2 separate regions of the Homo sapiens genome follow, and region 2 is linked to region 1. A link is an interaction called in ENCODE POLR2A ChIA-PET data of the cell type or tissue named here. Cell type or tissue: Caco-2. All regions are shown on one strand. Links, peaks and the distances in the headings refer to the core of each region. The heading gives the core; the rest is flanking DNA.

The links. Peaks named below come from ENCODE experiments on the same cell type or tissue, not always from the same donor. Only the 100,000 strongest peaks of a DNase experiment are listed, where the experiment ranks them.
Region 2: POLR2A ChIA-PET joins it to region 1 with 5 read pairs; 6 of 35 experiments call an interaction of 5 or more read pairs at or near these places.

Annotation. Positions count from the first base shown.
Region 1 is chr9:105,146,496-105,151,873 of GRCh38, forward strand. All of the region lies in intron 3 of LOC105376197 (a long non-coding RNA gene), which reads left to right. Among named protein-coding and RNA genes, the nearest start is that of SLC44A1, 95 kb to the right of the region's middle. RefSeq lists an enhancer at 4,692-4,801. In Caco-2, for the core only: no CTCF peak of the experiment used is centred there; a DNase peak (open chromatin) is centred at 2,326.
Region 2 is chr9:104,970,247-104,975,624 of GRCh38, forward strand. CT70 (cancer/testis associated transcript 70) reads right to left here. Exons shown (of 4, transcript NR_184160.1): 4 at 3,075-3,310. Among named protein-coding and RNA genes, the nearest start is that of CT70, 19 kb to the right of the region's middle. In Caco-2, for the core only: no CTCF peak of the experiment used is centred there; no DNase peak of the experiment used is centred there.

The sequences.
Region 1 (5,378 bases), core at 312-5,311:
TAAATTCCAGAGTAATAGGAAGTTCTGGGCAAACATTTGCCAAATAAATGAACACGGAACAATCACATACCCACAAATCCTGATTAAGCATCAAAGAACGGAAGCGCTTTAGGTTTTCTTGTGGCCTTGGGCTCCTTACCACATGCCTCAATTATCCTTGCACTCTTAAACATGGTGGTGCCATGAGAGATTCCCAACAGGTCAACACACAGCTCTTGTATCATTTTCTTCTTTCGGGAGGCTGGCAGTATCTCCCCACAGAAGAAGAGTGATCTCTAACAGGTCAAATGCATGGTTTTCTGCACTGTGTTTATGATTCTGGAGGCCGGCAGTTTTTCCATTCAGCTGATAAGTGGCAGATCCCGGGATGGATGAGATTAGCATCTGGGATGGCAAGTGTCCAGGATGGCTCAGAAGTAGCTGCCAAACTCCACTTGACTCTCAGTCCCAGCATCACAGGGTGGCAAGTTGCTGCAGAGGCCATGGATCTCAACCATGTATCATTTGGAAGTGAAAACTAACAGATGCGAAATAGCTTTTTAAAAATCAAGACATGGCCAGGGATGGTGGCTCACGGCCATATTCCCAGCACTTTGGGAAGCTGAGGCAGGAGGGTCGCTTAAGCCCGGGAGTTTAAGGCTGCAGTGAGCCATGATGGCACTACTGCACTCCAGCCTGGGTGACAGAGCAAGACTCTGTCTCCAAAAAATAAATAAATAAGAAAAAGAAAGCAAGAACGGATAGAGGTGGCTGGTTACAGACTCTTCATCCCTAGGCAGTTGTGCCTTCCAAAACACAGCCTTTGGCTTCACTGTATCTGGCCCACTGTCAGAGGCTAAAATTCAGTGTGAGGTTTGTCAGGCTCCATCATCCAAATGGATCCCAGTGGCCACCATTCACAGTTGCAGAGAGGCCTGAATTAGTGTTTCAGAGAAAGGTAGTTCTGGAACTTCAGAAAGAATTAAGCTTCAAAAAAATTTCATCCATACAGAGATACTTCTGCCTGGGTCCAGCCCTGCAATTCCCTAAATTCTGGCCCTCCTCTCCCTCCCACTTCCTGTTCCTTGGTCCAGGCTCCCCTGACCTTCCCTGCCCTCTGCCCTTGGTTACCTGATGATCCAACTCTAGGCCTCCACCCTGGGTGCTACCTCTTGGGCCTGCCCTAGGAATGGAGACAGGGAAAATGAGCTAAGAGGAGTTGATTGCCTTATATAGGTTACCTCACTTCAGCCTCACAAGGAAATACTGAGAGGTTAGGGTTATTATCTTCCTTTTAAAGATTAAGAAAGAGCCAATCAAAGAAGTTAGGTAATCTGCCTAACACTACAGAGTGGCTAAGAGATGAAAAAGGAATCAAAACCCAGGTGTGTCCGACTCCAAAGCCCATGCTCTTTGCAACATGCCACACTGCCTGTCTCCCCTGCTACCTTTCCACCTTCCCTTGAGTCTCATGTGCATATCCTGCGCCCCTGATATTCATTCTGATGCCCTCTTCAACCTACAATTCATCCCTTCACCTCCAGCAACATCCCTCCTCCCAGGCTCCGACTGACTCAGAATGATTTCGAAGACAGAAGAGCTGCCCACCATTTGTAATCCACAAATGAAGCGAGGGCACATCTGATCACACCTTACCTGCCTTCTCTGAGTCTCCACTGCTTCAGGAAGGGTCCAAATATCTCATCATGACATAAATGCCACTAATAATGCAGCCCTTACCAGTCCCTCTGGCATCACCTCTCAACTGGTCCTTCTCTCTTCCCTTTTTAATTTTTTTTTTTTTTTTTTTGAGATGGAGTTTTACTCTTGTTGCCCAGGCTGGGCATTAGGCTAAAAAAAGAAGCCAGTCACAAAAGCCACTTATATGATTCCATTCATATGGAACATCCAGAATAGGCAAATCTAGAGACAGAAAGTAGAGTAATGACTGCCAGGGGATAGGGGAAGGGAAAATAGGGAGTGACTGCTAATAGGTATGGAGCTTCTTTTTAGGAGTCATGAAAATATTCTGGAATTAGATAGTGGTGATGATTGCACAACTTTATAAATACACTAAAACCACTTAGCTGTATGCTTTAAAAGAGCAAATTTTATGGTATGTAAATTATATCTCAATAAAACTGATGTATTTTAAACATATTTTAAAAGTGTTTATTAGGAATCAATATCTGTGAAAGAAAGGAGGAGGAGGCAGGATTGGGCAGAAGAGTTTGACCTGTGATGCAGGCCCACTAAAGCCACAACTAACCAGGGAGGGAGCTCTGGAGCAAGTATGCCCATCAGAGTGTCTCCCATCAGGCTGAAATGGCCCAGCCTTTATGCCTCTACCCTGCTCAGTCACCGGCTGTGGGCTCCCCAGAGAATAGCATGACCCTGGGCAAGGCAGCTCTCCCTGCTTGAATAGACCCTGAAGCTGCTGGACAGCTGGAGGCTGTCTGCAAACCCACTCCCTGGACATGGGCAGCAAGTCCTTCTTAAAAGGGGTCTGAGTGGTGTAAATGTCCACTAGAAAGGAATGTGACAGTTGTTTCAGGAAGGAAAGAGAAGTTGACAGAAGAAAAAGGAGTGAGATAGAGCCAGAGAGATGGCAGGAAGCTGTGCATTATGCAATGGGATCCCACCTCACGGATCATCATCTTCACCTGAGTTAAGATGCAGAGTACAGACTCTCAACATTTTGTCAAATAGGTAATTCTCTCTTTTTATTTTTTTCTTTTTTTTTGAGACAGAGTCTCACTCTGTCACCCAGTTTGGAGTGCAGTGGTGCGATCCTGGCTCACTGCAACCTCTGCCTCCTGGGTTCAAGTGGTTCTTGTGCCCCAGCCTCCTGACTGCCTGGGATTACAAGCGTGCACCATCACACCTGACTAATTTTTTTTTTTTTTTTTTTTTTTTTTTTGGAGACAGAGTCTCGCTCTATCCCCCAGGCTAGAGTGCAGTGGTGCGATCTTAGCTCACTGCAACCTCCACCTCCCAGGCTCAAGCGATTCTCATGCCTCAGCCTCCCAAGTATCTGGGATTACAGATGCCTGCCATCATGCCCAGCTAATCTTTGTATTTTTAGTAGAGGTAGGGTTTTGCCATGTTGGCCAGCTGGTCTCGAACTCCTGACCTCAAGTGATCCACCCGCCTCGGCCTCCCAAAGTGCTAGGATCACAGGCGTGCACCACCACACCTGGCCGGTAATTCTCTTCTAACATTCTGTCTTTTCCTTCTTAGGCTCCCATTTCTCCCAGAACATGAGCTAGCTGCTGCATTCGCTCAACTAAATTTTTTTTTTAAGGTTTGTGAGGTGGGTATGGTGGTGCACATCCATAATCTCAGCTACTCAGGAGCCTGCAGCAGGAGGATTCCTTGACCCCAGGAGTTCCAGGCCAGCCTGTGTGACTTAGTGAGACCTTGTCTCTAAAAATATATTTTTATTTATAAAATAAAAAATAATAAAATTTTGTGGGGGAGAGAGCACCTCTTTTTCTTCACAAACATGTTAAAAGACATTACAATTAAGGTGTAATTTATAAATGATGATCAATACTGTGCTGAAGATCTACATGATGAACAAGAAGAGTAGTGAAGGGAAAACAAGACGAGTCCCGCCACCAAAACCAAGTTGGATTTAGTATCAGGTGTTTGGTCTACCAGCTTTTCATAAAAAGCACATCTGGATGCTGCAGGAAAGACTGCATTTCACATACACACTGCATCTGGTTAAGACAAGAATAATAGAGAAACCAACAAGGAAAAATGCAAACCCAGACATCTAACAATAATGCTTTTGCAAAGGTGCTTTCCTATACCATCCCATTTATTCCTCTCAACAACTCCATATTGTAATAATCTTCATTTTATATTATAGTTGAGTCAAATGATGTTCAGTTTAGTTAATTGGCTCAAGACTGCATAGCAACTAAGCAATGGTACCAGGACTTACATCCAGAGCTAGTGACTTTTCTTTTTTTAGACCGAGTCTTGCTGTCACCCAGGCTGGAGTGCAGTGGCGTGATCTCAGCTCTCTATAACCTCTGCCTCCCAGGTTCAAGTGATCCTCCTGCCTCAGCCTCCCGAGTAGCTGGAATTACAGGCTTGCACCACTAAGCCCAGCTAATTTCTGTATTTTTAGTAGAGACAGGGTTTCACCATGTTAGCCAGGCTGGTCTCAAACCCCTGACCTCAAGTGATCCGCCCACCTCGGGCTCCCAAAGTGCTGGGATTACAGGCATGAGCCACTGTGCCCGGCCACTAGTGACTTTAAATGCAATACTCTTTCCAAGACTACACCAAGATATAGCACAACCTCCATTTTCTCTCCACCTTCTGTGGCCAGACAGGTAGCCACAAGAGAATAGAAACCTCCTCAGCTGTCCAAATGCATTTCCCAAGAAGTAAAAGACATTTAAGGATTAACTTCTTAGAGAGAGTATTTCCTTGATGAGCATGGCTTTCAGCCAACAAATAGAATAAACAAAACTACCTCTAATACACCTCAGAAATGCAAGAACTCATTTGTGTGTGGCCTTGAAAATTTTAAAGAGGAAAACTCCAGACAGGCAACTAGTAAGCATTTTTAACTCCAGCTGTGACAGGAAGTGAAATTTTAAATGGCAAAATAGAGGGAAAAGCTATTAAATAAGGGCCTCCACAGAACACGGTAGCATTCAGCCCAGGGGTTTCCCACCTCAACAAAAGTCACTATGACAACACTGGGAAATCAAGAGCATTCATGTGCAGTGATGGTGAACACATCTACAGACCTGGAGCAGAGTGACACCTCCAGCATTGGTATGGGTTATATAATTAGCAATGAAGAAGAGACAGCTTCCTTGGACAAAAAAATATGTTTGTGATACTGTGACAACAAAGTTAAATGGATTCCTTTGCTCTAGGACTTCCCAAGAGGGGAATAGTTTATACACTGATTTAAGAAATGGTGAGTTCCAGCAATAAAATGATCATTTGTAACAGTTGCAGAGAGAAACTGATCATTCTGGACAACTAGTTCAGGTGTAACAAATAGATGTTCTGTTTGCCTTCATTTCTCCTGCCTGCCCCCATGGAAGGCATGACTAATCACTGCATTTTTTGCCACTGACTCCAGATATAACCGTATACTCTTTAAAACAGCACTTCAAGAAGCCACTACTGGTTAATCATAAATGCATTAACAACTTTGAAACAAAAAAGGGCTGGCATAAAGCTGCTTAGGATAAAGAAACAGACTAGATGATTCCTAGGGTGCAACAGATGGAGAGTCTAGGCCAAAAAGATCTGCTAGCTAACTCTCAGAGGAGGAGTTAAGGGGTAGGGGCCAGATCGCATTTATCATTGTATCCTCGACACCTAGCACAGTGGTTAACACCTAAATCACATGGTAATGATGC
Region 2 (5,378 bases), core at 66-5,065, 180 kb before region 1:
CTGTAGTCCCAGCTACTCGGCAGGCTGAGGCAGGAGAATCGCTTGAACTTGGGAGGTGGAGGTTGCAGTGAGCCGAGATCGCTCCACTACAACCTGGTGACAGAGTGAGACTCCGTACCCCCCGCCACCAAAAAAAAAAAAAAAAGAAGAAGAAAATAGAGGTACATGTTTATACAAAGTTTGGAACAGGAAGGCAGATGCACATAACTGCCTGGCGTGGTTCCAAAAACCTGAATGGAGAAGGCAGTATCTGCTAATGGGGGCTCTCTGCTAAGCTTTGGAATTGTCCATTATTGTATTAGCATATAAGAAGTTATCACACCAAAGGCTCCCCATGAGCCTTGCCTGGGAAAGGGACTGATTATTTAAGAGCCAACCAGCACAGGTACGGAGATGCTACCCTCTTCTAGGTGGTCATCTGGAGAAGCTGTGCTTTCCAGGGACTCTGGATTTCTTCAAATATCCTTGGAATGCTCCTTGTGGAAATGGCTTTTGAATCTACAGCACATTCTTTTGGACCTCCTCAGCACAGGAACATCTCGTTCCTTTAGGGATTTGATAGTTGGGAAGAGCCAGAAGTCACTTGGCTGGAGGTCTAGAGTATGAGGAAGATGATCATGCTGCATAATAGCTGCTGTTGAAATTTGAAGGAAGGAGTTAGTATGCTGACATAGGGCAAGAGTTCTCATCCTGGAGTGTGTGGAAGTTTTTAAGTATATGTGTATTTTTGTCTATTTATTTTTGAGACAGGGTCTCACTCTGTCACCCAGGTTGGAGTGCAGTGGTATTATCTTGGCTCACTGCAACCTCTGCCTCCCAGGCTCAAGGGATCAATCCTCCCAGCTCAGCCTCCCAAGTAGCTGGGACCACAGGTGTGTACCACCATGTCTGGCTAAATTTTTGTATTTTTGGTAGAGACTGGTTTCACCATGTTGCCCAGGCTGGTCTTGAGCTCCTGAGCTCAAGTGATCCACCTGCCTCGGCTTCCCAAAGTGCTGGGATTACAGGCGTGAGCCCCCACACCTGGCTGTATGTGTTCTTTACTGAGGGATCCTGTTTTTAGCTTTAACAGATTTTCCCCAAGGACTCCATGATTCAAAGAAATGAACAACTACTGCTATAGATTCAGGAGATCTTAGGAATTCTTAGGAGAATCCTAAGAAATCTTAGGATTTCTTCTGTGGCTTGTAAAGTGGCTCTGAAGGAAAGTCATGTCTTAGGAAAGCAGAGGATAGGTTTCAGCTGTGCCTGCAATTGGAAATGTTGTCTCAGTGGGTTTCAAAGCTCCAGAGCCTTGGTGACCCCACATACGAAGTGAAGAGTAGAACTGGGTAGGTGGTGTCTATGGGTCTGACTGTGACCCCATGAAATTCCAACAAAGGAATTTCAGAAATGTTCTTCCAAGATAGTGGAATCCCTGGACTAGGCATGTAATGCAAACTTCCCAGGTGACTCAAATGACGGCCCCAATTTGGATGCTTGTTAGTAGTGTGTGTAAGGAGGCAGACCTGGTCTTATTTCTCAGTAAATTCCAAACCCAGAAGGAAAAACCAGGAATGGTCCTTTTTGGCATCCCCAGCCTCTAACATAGGGCAGAGGGCTTTGGTGTGCGTCAGTAGTCTGGAAGGAGGAGCTCAGCCTGGTCACTTCTGCATTGGAGCCTAGAGCCTTTTTTTTTTTTTTTTTTTTTTTGCCATACTCTTAAGCCTGTAGCAGCCACTGTTGATCTGGGGGCCTTAAAAACAAGTTTGGGCCAGGTGTGGTGGCACACCCCTGTAATCCCAGCTCTTTGGGAGGCTGAAGCAGTTGGATCACCTGAAGTCAGGAGTTCGAGACCAGAGTGGACAACATGGTGAAACCCTGTCTCTACTAAAAATACAAAAATTAGCCTGGCATGGTGGTGCATGCCTGTGATCCCATCTACTCGGGAGGCTGAGACATGAGAATCACCTGAACCCGGGAGGCAGAGATTGCAGTGAGCCGAGAACACACCACTGCACTCCAGCCTGGGCAACAGAGTAAGACTCTGTCTCAAAAACAAACAAACAAACGAAACAAGTTTGGTCTCCTAATTTCATAAAACTCTGAGTACCCAAGAGTCACCCTTGAAGAGGAGAAAGGGATGGAAGGAGGACCCCTCCCCCATGTTGTACAATGAGCAGAGTCAGGGCAGAAACACAGAGTTCACTGAGATTAGAGACATGTGAAGAGCCGCCTTCACAGGCTCTCACCTCTCCCTGATTGTATGTACGTGGGCTTTTTGCTTCTTTGCTTTTTGCTCAAGCTGTTGACTCTGAAATTTCTTCTCTCCATTATTTTCACCTGCAAAATCCATTCTGAGGAATGCTGTTTCTTCTTAACAAGTTCCTGCACATTACTTAAAACTCTCAGATATGTACTCCACCAGGAACCTTTCCCTGAGATTCCATCCACACCCTGCACTCAGTTGTTTACCTGCTCCTCTGAGTGGTCATTATACCTTGACATTCCATTCTTTCAGCTGAAGGGCTCTAAAACCTCGCACCATTTGGCCACCCTCTGTCTCTGGTACATCTCTACTCTTCTTATTCCAGCCATATTGGTACAACCTGCCTCAGATACTCTTCCTCCTGCCTCTCTATAATTACCTGAAAAGCTCCTTCGTCCTGTAATACTCCCTCTGTTGTGTTCTCTACAGAAGCTTTCTCTGACCCCAGAAAGAGTTTATTGCCCTTCACCCTCTATCTTGAGACTTTGCAATTTTTTTTAACATACCTATCACAGCACTGAACACACTACTTTACATAGAAATGTTCTGTTTATACACCTATCATCTGAGCTAGACTGTGGGTTCCTTTACCACAGAGACCTTTCTTCTCACCACTCTTGAGCTTGGGACTTAATAGATACTCATTAAATGTTGAATAAATGAATTAATGAATATTATTGTTTGTCTACATGTGTGTTCCTCCTACTTTTTTATGAAGTCTTTGAGGCTAGGAATAATGGCTTACTTATATCTTATTCCTGATAGCTAACTTAGTGCCTGGTATATAGTAGGCACCCAATAAATATTTTCATTGGATATACATGGATGAATGAATAAAGTCTTTTGTTAGTATCTCCAACCTGATATATCCTTTCCCTCCTTTGAAACCTCAAGCGCCTGGTGTTTCTCCTGTGGTACTTTCTTTAGCTTGGACTTCTCTCATTGTCTAATCCCCGCCAGTTGATGGTCAGCTCTTTGAGGCGGGAGCTGGGCCTTACTTCCCTTGGTGTCCCCTGAGAGTCTGTCACAGCGTGGGGCATATAGCGGGTGCTCCAAGTTGAACTGTTCTGAGAAAAATGAAAGTATCTGTGATTCAGAGCCACCATTCCAGCAATGAGAGTCCCAACAGCTATACATATTGAATCTCTTAATAACACCACTTTGCTTCATGCACAATTAATGTTGCCAAACTCTGGGTGATACAGGCAGGCAAAGTTGAAAAGACCACATCATTATTATTATTATTATTTGAGACAGAGTTTCACTCTTGTTGCTGAGGCTGGAGTGCAATGGCACAATTTCAGCTGCAACTTCTGCCTCCCATGTTCAAGTGATTCTTCTGCCTCAGCCTCCCGAGTAGCTGGGACCAAAGGCACATGCCACCACACCCAGCTAATTTTTTGTAGTTTTAGTAGAGACAAGGTTTCACCATGTTGGCCAGGCTGGTCTTGAACACCTAACCTCGGGTGATCCACCCACCTTGGCCTCCCAAAGTGCTAAGATTACAGACATGAACCACCGTGCCCAGCCATGAAAAGACCACATTATTTCATATTTGTTTTAGCTGTAATGCTCTGTACTCGTTGGTGCTCAGTCAATATAATTTTCAAATAAATAAGGACATGAGGCCATCTAAGTATGGATGAGCCCCAGAGTCCAAAAGCATAGCAGAAAGATGAAAATCACATCAGCCCCTGAGGAGAAATGAGAAAGTAGCCCCGTGCATTCCCCTTCAGGGTAGTGGCTTTAAAAGAATTGAAAAACTTGTTTTTCTCCATAAAAGTCTTGAGTGCAAACATGTAGTTGAAAACTATACACTTTGAACTTCAAAACGTTAAGGTTCCTGTAATCTGGCCATAGCTAAATAGAGAAGAGCAATCCTCAAGATTAGAATCTCTCAGTTGTGGGGAATTCTCATGTTGGCTTTTTGCCTGGGCAGTCATTCACTCTACTCCCTTCCTCTTTTTCCTCTTTCCTTCCTTTTTGTTTTTCTTTTATTCTGCCTATCTTTATTGAGTGTTAACTCTAAGCTAGGAACTCACTCTTCTAATTGCTTTATACTCATAATGTCTCACGAACCTCATGACAACTCTGTGATGTGGGTATTAGTATCTTCACATAAGGTATGACAAAACTGAGGCTCAGATTTAAGAACTTGCCTAGGGCCCCACAGCCAGTAAGTGCTGGGATCATATTTGAATCCAGGCTTCAAGTTCCAAAGTTTGTATCTTGTTACTTAATTCCTACATTATAAGTCCCCACTACACAGATCAGTGGTTCTTCTCTCACATACCTTACAGACAGCTGGGAAGACAGACAAGTGGGTCAGACGTTAGCAAAGAGTAACTCTGGAACACAGAGAAGGTCATCTATGTCGGGGGCTGGGGGCGGGGAGGAGGATAGGCCATGGCTTCCCAGGAAAAGGGTCACTCAAATTGAGATCTGAAGGGTAAATGGGGGTTTGGTCGATCCAGACAGGAGCATCATCTGGACAGAGGTACAGCAAGTACAAAAACCCTGGGGAGTGGGATGCAGCCCAAAACATTCAAGGAACTGTGTTTCTTTGAGTAAAAATCTTAGTCGTTCTGTTTTCAAATCATTATTATTTTTTTTATAGCTCACAGTGGCTGTCTGTGCTTTTGTCCAAAAGTGCTGAAGTGTAAGGGTAAGTGGTCATCGAAATGAATTAAGGTTTTCATGTCGGTTTCAAATGCTTTTGAGATGACCAGTGCACTCTGATATCCAAATAACATAGCAAAGTGGTCAATGCCACGTGCCCTGCTGTTCCACCAAACTCAGAGAGCTGGGAAAGGGTGCTAGGATCCTTTAGGGACACAAAAATCCAAAATCCAGAAGGCAAAGGAATTATCATTTATCACTTGCACAGGATATGTAAGTAAATCATTTTATTCTCGTGATATCAGTCATGAAATTTGAACTCAATTAAAAAAGAAATGATTCCAGGAGTCTCCTCAAACACTCAAATTATATTAAGATCTAAGGTAGTAGGTCCATGAGGATCCATTATACTATTCTCTGAATTTTTTTTTTTCTTTTTTTAGACGGAGTCTCGCTCTATCACCCAGGCTGGAGTGCAGTGGCGAGCTCTCCGATCACTGCAACCTCTGCC